Regions from separate parts of the Mus musculus genome. Here region 2 is linked to region 1. The links are chromatin contacts, found by Hi-C in ENCODE. All regions are on one chromosome and are shown on one strand. The core of a region is the stretch at or near the end of the contact, and the rest is flanking DNA. Distances in the headings are between cores, read along the strand shown.

Region 1 (4,291 bases), core at 571-3,070:
AATGTGCAAACAAAAGCATTCCAGTCTGTGAATGCACGGTAAATAAATACGGAGGAGAGGATGATCTAAGCGTGTCATTATTGATAAAGTAAAAAATGTTGTTTTAGATTCTCTTTTCTGTGTTTTTTCTTACGAAGCCAAGCTTTTAGCTTGCCTATGTACTGAAAGCAGTATTTTGTAAATACATTTATTTATAAATGTCATATTCATTTTTAATTTGACAATGATCATTTGTAACAAAAAATTGTTAGCTTAATTTTAGGAGTTTTATTATTCGTTTGACTACTTATTGATATTTTAAGCAGCAAACCTAAAATTAATAACCAAGGCTTTGATAGCTGCTTATTTTTGTTTCATTGAAAGTCCTTATTTTATTAGGTAGATATATAGCTGAATTAATTTTTGAAACGATGAGTAAAAACGATATTTTTCTTTCGCTTTGCTAGAGCAAAAGTATATTTTCATTCTTCTCCGTCCGACTCCTGCTCTTCTAGCAGCCACAGCAAACTGACAGGCTCCAGCCTGTTGGAGGACTAGTATGCAAATTTCGGATGATTGACACCTCTAGTGGAAACCAATCACGCTACAATAGGCTGCTGATTGGCTAACTATGGTCTGACGTATAATTGACGTTTTTAAAACATATTATCCAATCACAACAAGTCATGCAAATAAGTGAAGGAATCATATTACCAGAGATCAGAGGAAACTTGAGTACGCCCCCACGTGTTCAGTAGCCGGTACTGCAGAAACTACTGCCAAACTGTACGAAATACTCAATTCTACTGCTCGCTTTAGCCTTTCTTAAACTTTTTTGTCACTGAATATAAATGATCATTAAAAATTCCCCAAGAGGTATGATGGTTCATTTAAAAATATCTATGTGGCTACAGACTTTCAGAATCTATCCCCGTTTTTTTGTTTTTGTTTTTTGTTTTTGCTAATATTTTTATCCTCAAATCTAATCTTCTGTAACGAAGATCGTCCTTCTTCGTCTCAAGAGGACGAAGTTTACACAGCCGTTTGGTGAAGAAATCCCTGTAGGTTCAGACCTACAGGTCAGTGGAATTTGGTGGCTGTCGTGAAGTTCCACGTGTTACCGCCAGATGGCATAAGGCTCATCTTTTCTTTGCCTCTCAGCACTCTCCCCAAATTCTGCAAGTAATTTAGAAAAATTAATAACCAAACAGTTTTATATTTTATAACCGAGTGAAGTGGGACACCCTTGTACTATTAGAAAGCTACATATTACGAAAATCAGTTTGTTGGTTGTTGCTTTAATGGGAAGCTTCCTCTTGAGACTTTTGCCCAGTCAAGTTTTAGAGTAAACTACACATTCAGTGTTTGCAAAAACTTTTCCTTAAAGGGAACTGGGCGGCCATAAGGGATCGAGGCGGCCGCGCTTCGGGAGTGTCATTTTCGGTTTTTTAGGAATTAAAGTGAAATTAAAGTTGGAGGGGAAAGCTTAATTTTCCAACGACCACTCTTCCTTTCCCCAGATGCCTGCCTGGTCGCAGCCCGGGAGCCGAAGGTTGCGTTGCTGCTTTCGGACACATTTGCAGTTAACACACCCGGCTCTTTCAGCGATTCGTGTTGGGACCTCGGTCACAGGAAGGACTTTCTGTGCTTTAGTATCGTTTCTAGGGCAGCGCTTTTGTTTTGCCAACTCCAGCGGAAGACACGAGGATGAAACCCCGGGAAAGCTTTATCTCTGGCACCTCCAGTGTATATGTTTTTCTCTTTGGACTTATCAGGAAGAGAGGTGTTCGTGCGACCACAACCCCAAGGCCAGACTAAGAGCTAATGGTATTTTCAGAGGGGAGAAGGGAAGAAAGAAAAGAAAATCAAGTTGACAGGCGAGCTCTGCAGTTTCCACGAACATATTACGGGTTGACCACGCGGCCTCTTCACCCACCCACAAAAACCCCTGTACTCCGCTTTGGATCACTATACCTAATAGTCATGAAATTTAAAATCGTACCCAGTCTTCAAAAAATAACTCTGAAAAAGGCATATTTATTACTTTAAAAAAAATCACTCAGAATCCAGCCACGAGGCCCTCGTCCTACAAAATAGCGATTCATAGGCTTGTTACTTTGGGTTTCCCGTCTGCTGAATTTTATTTAGAAGCCAGTGATTAGAGTGGTTTCTCTAGTCCTCTCTCCTGCGGCCCCCTAACTGAGTTTACTTTACACCCTATCTCTGGATCCCGAACCTGCGTTACTTCAGCTCTGGTGCCTAAGAGTCAACTTCACAAACTGCAGGGGACAGACAGGAGGGCCTAACACTATCTTTGAGTTAGAATTACTTCTCCAGAAGTCCCAATCTTAAGTTTCTTATTTTTTACTGCCTATAAACTTATTGGCCTTTTATCTTCCGAAACAAAACACACTTAGAAACTTAAGTAAGAATTTTTGGGTACGCATAGTTCCCTTTTATGGGGTGGATGGAATTGAGTTTTTTTCAGTGCTTTAAGGAAAAAAAAAAAGCGTCTTTAAACAAACGGAGAAGGGTCCTGGAGGAGGACTATGGGGCCAGCTGCCCTTCCTAACTTCTCAGTCTGAGACTTTGGCATCTTCCGGGCAAGCGTGGGTTCAGGGCTTGCGGGGCAGATTGGCTGGCAGTTCCGTAAACCCAGGCTGGATGGAAGGCCGCAGTGCCCCCGGGCCCCAGAGCGGGTTTCATTTCTGCAGGGACCTCACCGGCGTCCCGCCGGGCGCTGTAAATCAGCCTTTCCTTGCTAGGAGCGCGGGGATGAGCACCGGCTCTCACCCTACGCCGCCTCCGGGGTCCATCAATCAAGCTCTCCCGCCCCAGCCTGAGTGCCGCCCGGGGCGCCTGCTTTGTGTCAGCCTGCAGCGGGCCTGGGTGGGGCGCCCCAGGGTTCGCAAGGGTCTGGAACACCCCTCAGTTTTTCCCACCCCGGGACGTGGTGACTGGAACCGTGATCTCTAATCTACAGAGCGAGTCCCCTCCTTTGCTGACGCCCCAATCCTTCCCCACTTCGTGTGATCCCTTCAACAATGTCACCCCAGAAGGGGCGAGGAGGATTCGTCACTAGCAACTTGATTTCCCCAGCAAATCCCGTTTCTGGACCTCAGTTTCTTGACTGTAAAACGATAGTTCCTTCTTCCTTCCTTCCTTCCTTCCTTCCTTCCTCCCTTCCTTCCTTCCTTCCTTCCTTCCTATCATCTACCATCAATCATTTATCCATTTTTATCTAGTTCCAGTGTTCTTTTGTTTGTGGAGAAGCATGAGCCTTTTGCCCTATACAATTTTTAAAAAAATTCCTTTCCTTCCGCTCAGATCTTCCCTCAGTGTCGTGCGCCTCACTCCACCCCTCCCTGCTCCCTGTTCTTTACAACTTACTGGGCACCAGACCATTGCAAAAAGCAACTCCATCCCTCAAGACACAGACCAGAACCTTGGGGAACTGAGCCCCGACCCGCCCTATTCCTTCTGGAGAGGCCACCAGGGGGCGACGCAGACCAAGAATAGAACAACAAGGAGCCACGTGTCTTTCTCCCAAAAATATTGTCAGGCTGGGCCTTGAACACTTTTCTTAGCTTCCCTATAGTGATTTCTTTTGCCATTTCCATTTGATCCTCGGCGCTCATACTAAATGGCTGTAGTCTGGGTACGTGGGGGAAGAAGGGTCACAAGCATAAGGAAGAGCAGCGGATGTCCAAGTGACAGAACACAGGAAATGTGCCAAATGCTAATCTTAAGCACCAAACTTTGATTCTTAGACTACGAAGGTCACACAATTTAGTGGGGTCTGGGCTGGAACCATCAGACTACAAAACTGAGGTGGAAAGCACACTCATGCATCCCTTCCTACTTTTTGGTTCTGTTTGTTTGTTTGTTTGTTTGTTTTTGTTTTTGTTTTGTTTGTTTGTTTGTTTGTTCCGAGACAGGGTTTTTCTGTATAGCCCCGGCTATCCTGGAACTCACTTTGTAGACCAGGCTGGCCACAAACTCAGAAATCCGCCTGCCTCTGCCTCCCAAGTGCTGGGACTAAAGACTTGTGCCACCATCACCAGGCCTACTTTTTGGTTTTTATGGTACGGTCAAGGCACAGGTAAACATGAGAAAGAGAGGAGCAGAGTGAGGTGAGACACCGACACTTCTCAATGAGCAGCAGCCATCGTCGATGCTGGAGGTTGTCTGCATGGGAAGAACAGAGAAGGTCCCATCCCTGCCCTTTCCGTGGAGGGACTGTTTAGATCATACTTTTATTTGTGGCTGTGTATGCTTTATGGTGTGGATTAGCTGAGCCCCAGAGGACGGT
Region 2 (4,291 bases), core at 465-2,964, 1.1 Mb before region 1:
TCTGAAACCACACCTGAGGAGAGGAAGAGGAGCGCCTTGGAGGGCTGCGCCAGGCCCAGGCCCATGGCTGGGGGTGGGTGGGGTGCGAGGGCCATGCTCGCAGTGAGGGGGGCTGGGGAGTGGGGGGAGAGTCAAAAGCAACTCCAGCTGACAAGGGCAGGCCACCAACCCAGATGGAAACCCTCGGGAGCAGGACTGGGCAGCCGCTCAGCCTGCCCACCGGGCTTAGCATCACAAGCTGGAGTGAGGGTACTAAGAGGAAGGCCTGCCTCAATGGATCTGGGGAGGCAAAAGACATTTTCCCATAGATTTAGGGCTCCCTGTTCTTTGGGGACACTGTCACTTGCAGTCACCTGTCTCCGTAGTCTGTTTGCCTAGGAAAAGGACGGGAATCTTGGCAGCAGTGGCTGACTATGGACTGTCAGAGGGAAATTCTGAGTGTACCAGATTGGAGAGTCCAGGCCCAGACGATTCAGCTGCAGTAGACCGTTGACATCTCCTTCCTACTAACCTAGGTACATAGCCACCTCGAGGATCCTAGCCCAGCCTACCTTGATGGTAGTTTCAGGAAGGTTTAAGGCTGCTGCCAGTTCGCATCTCCGCGGTCTTGAAACGTAGTTCTCCCTGTAGAACTCTTTCTCCAGCCTTGCAATCTGCTCCCGGGTAAAGGCCGTGCGGTATCGGCGCATCTGGTCACTGGCGCTGCAGGCCAGGGTGCCTTGAGAGCCGCTGCCGCCGCTGCCACCGTTACTCTTGGGGGCCTCGCTGCCACTGGTAGGACTGCTACCCAGAGCATCGGAGCCTGGCGCTGCACAGGAGCCCAGAGCACACAGGTGCACATACAGAGACACAACACAAATACACAAACAAATGCTGACTTCAGGCTGGAGGAGGGGCATTAGAAGGAGAACCCCTTAGCTTCCTCAGTCACTGATTCTGCTGGGGCTCTGGAAGCTTCACCGGAGAGGTCTTGACACAGAAAAGGTTTGGGGCAGGCTTAAAGTGGCTGTTTGGAAGACCTGGACCTAAGGCATACTGGGTCTAAAGGCTTCCCTTCCGCTTGCCCCTGGGTGCAGCAAAGGGCATATCCCCTGAACTCTCTGCTTGTGTTGGTAGGGATGGGTAAGGATGTGCCGGAACACTGAATTCTTGAGGTTAATGTATTGTAGCTTGTTGGACATACAGTGAGCTTCCTCGATCTTGTGTGTGTGTGCACCAGTATGCCAGTACCAGGTGTGGGGATGTGTGTTGGGTTGCACCTATTGCAGGAGTGGTATATTTTGAGTATGGGTTGTGAGGACATGGTATGGTAGAGAAGCTGGGTTAGATAGATGATAAGATGATAGGAGATGGAGGTGGATACTTAACAAGGTGGTGTTGGCTGCCTAGGCCTAGAGGTAGAGGCAAGCCTTTCCCACCCATTCCCATGGTTTTGTGGAGGTGTGTCTGCTGATGGGCTTCCAGTCTTTCATTCCTAGGAGTGGATATTGTTGGTATAGAGAGACTCCCTTCTGAGCTATCCACCCCCACTCCCATTAGCCCCTGGTGAGAAGGAGCAGTGTAATTAAAGTACCAACCCCTTAGACCCACCCCAGAGGAGGGTGGGGCTCCAGCCCCCCTGCAGCTGCTTTTCCTTTGGGTGGAGAAGTGAGACTGAGGGAAAGAGGGAGGGGGAGGGCCCAATCCCCGCCTTTTCAAATGCAACCGGAGACCAAAGGCAATTAGACCATTGGGACCATTTCCGACCTGGCGCCGCCAGCCCGGGAAGTGACAAGGTAATTTGGACCTCTGACCGACGTGCAAACTGGTCGGAGGGCTGCAGCCCTCCGGAGACCAGAGTCCGCCACGATTTTACGGTCCTTTATATTCTCCGGGCTTCCGCGCCTCCTTGTGCCTTGCTCCCCTCCAGTCAAACTGCCCGGACAACCGTTTGATCTTGCCCTACCCGACGGATGTGTCTTTCCGTCTTAGCTGAATCATTCCCACAAAACTCGGGGGTTGGGAGGTTGGGGTGCGTTTTGGACCCCTCAAGTCAAGACTTGTGCCAACGCTGACATTCGTCCAGGCACAACTGTCACTCTAATGGGATAACACGAGAGCCCTCACACACACTAAGGTGCAGAGAGCAAAAGAGTTGTTCAGGTGCCCCCGCCCCACTCACCCAACCCCCAGCCATCCTGCCCCAAGGGAAAGGAGCATCTTGCACCTGGCCTGAGATGAAGGGAACTGTGGGTGGAGTGGGCGGACCGGGGAGCGGAGGGGCAAGGTGGCTACCTTTGCTGTGCTGGTACTCGGCGTTCCCGGTGGCGCAGTCTGGGGTGCAGCTCACCTCGATTTCTTCATAGAAATCCGATTCGGTGTCTGAGCTACTAGGTTGCCCTTGGCCAGAGAGGCTGTCCGCGGAGGGGACTGGGGGTCCCGGGCCAAGCATGGCCGCTCCAGCAGACCGTGGCTCGGCGCCCAGCCCTGCAGCACTGCCTGCTAGTCCATCGACCGGCTCCTCCTCCTGGCCTCCCCCGCCACGCTCCCGGGAAGTCGGAGGGCCGGCTCGCGGGCTCAGGCAACCGTGGGGCACCATCTTCTCTGGCGGTTCAGGCAGCGGGCTGCTCACGGCTTCGGACAAATTAGAGACCCTCTTACCAACCAGAGTGCCAAGCTGACCCCCATCCAGAAACATAACCATGTCCTTTCGGCTCTCCATCCCCGGACTCTCCAGAGGGGGGGAGGGGGAAAACCCCCAAGTAAGCTCCTAATCCCAGGCTCCCTGGGATCTTGGCTGAGAAGAGGAGCTAAGGCGACAAGGCAGGCGCCGGGTAGCCCCAGCGCCGTGTCGACGGCGACCGCGGAGATGGCAGTGGGGAGCTAGGGTCACCTTGTGATGCGAGCGCTCCTCTGTGCCGCACCGCCTCTGGGAGGAAGCCCCATTGCCCTCTTCTTTCTAAGCTGTCATCCTCCTGCTGCAATCGTCATTACAGTACCGCTGGTGACGCCACTCGGCGAACGCAAGTGGATAAATAGAAACGTCTGCCACAGTGAAGATGAAAGGAGACCCGCAGCTAATGGCTCGGCAGTGATGCGCCAGGTGTGGGCCTCGCTCGAATGGGGAGGAGAGTGTGAAAACAGAGAGACACACACACTGGGAAAGGGAGACACCCAGACACAGAGGATGCAAATGGAATTCCGCACACAGAAAAGGGAGCGCTTAAGGCGCGCAGCGAGTTCCACAGGGGCAACAGGACTTGGTAATTGAAAAATGCTTTTGAAATTTTATTTTATTGTTGTTTTGACTTCTGTTTTCTTAACCTGGTGTCTAGATCTAATACTAATGAAAGAATCCATAGCTACTCTTTGGAAGCTGTTTACAAACCCAGGTTTTCTGAGTATTAATACAACCGCTTGTCTTTTTTTTTTTTTTTTTTTTTTTAACCAGCTACTGAAAAGGTACCCTCCACCTCAGTTGTCTGGGGAGCTTGAGCCTAAAGTACCCGTTCCTCCCTCATCTCCCCAACCCCATCTGTCTCCCTCCTAAGAACCAAACTTTATTTTCATCCCCTAACAGCCAAAAGATATCGTTTTCCCCTTTGAGAACCGGCCTTGTGTGCTAACACAGTGTTCCTCGATTTTAGAAGAAGAAGAAAAATCTCTCCCCACCCAGATCACCTGGCTAAAATTCGAAGTGTTCAATGAGTTGTTGTTGTTAATTATCTCTATCTAGATGGCCTGATTTGAATTTGGATTGGCTCTTCATAGAAGAAAACATCTTTTGGTTTGGCTTATCTCCGGGCTATTTCAGGTATGTCGGTTAGGGAAAGGGTCTAAGATTGGCCTTTCTTTTTCTGTCTGTATTTTAGGTATTTCTACAGAGTCAACGAATTCTGCCACAAACGGCGTGTTCTAATGAAAAGGAGCTGGCAATCCGGCCCCCTGCTCTGGTAGTACGGAAGGAGCCCAGGTAGAAGGTGCTGGCCTTCTCTGATGGTTTTAGGGCAGCTGTGGGTAGATTGTGTGGCAAAGAGTATCAGCAGGGTTTGAGCTTGCAGGGTCCTCTCCTGGGCTCTACCCAAAAGAGATTTTCTGTGTCCAAAGCTAGAGGTAGGAGAGAAAGTTGTTGAAATGTCATGGGGAAAACAAAAAACAAAAACAAAAAACAAAAACAGGCAGTAGGCGGGGTGAAGGGACTAGGCTAATCCTCTGAGGAGGTGAAGGTCTGGACCTGTGGAATTCTGGGACTTGGTGTTTGGGAGAAGGAGTAGAAGAATCTCCTGCGGAGCCTGGCAGGTGGGCCAGATTG

The links. A loop is a pair of places that touch in the nucleus more often than their neighbours do.
Region 2: a loop to region 1 is called in a map of left cerebral cortex, with 6 times the contacts of the local background. The contact joins the promoter of Evx1os here to the enhancer-like site in region 1. A Hi-C loop is called at or near these places in 13 of 37 maps with a recorded cell type or tissue (ES-E14, gastrocnemius, heart and 1 more).

Annotation. Positions count from the first base shown.
Region 1 is chr6:51,167,425-51,171,715 of GRCm38, reverse strand. No RefSeq gene overlaps it. Among named protein-coding and RNA genes, the nearest start is that of Gm32328, 3.1 kb to the right of the region's middle. Within about 2 kb of position 1,820, at least 1 of the 3 ENCODE cell types and tissues checked has a DNase peak (open chromatin) inside an H3K27ac peak, as active enhancers do; it is heart, where a contact is called at or near this core.
Region 2 is chr6:52,312,255-52,316,545 of GRCm38, reverse strand. It overlaps Evx1os (even skipped homeotic gene 1, opposite strand), which reads left to right and starts at 1,714. Exons shown (of 4, transcript NR_038163.1): 1 at 1,714-1,775; 2 at 2,976-3,242; 3 at 3,716-3,793. Evx1 (even-skipped homeobox 1) reads right to left here and starts at 3,048. Exons shown (of 3, transcript NM_007966.4): 1 at 2,275-3,048; 2 at 552-808; 3 at 1-13. The coding sequence starts at 2,701.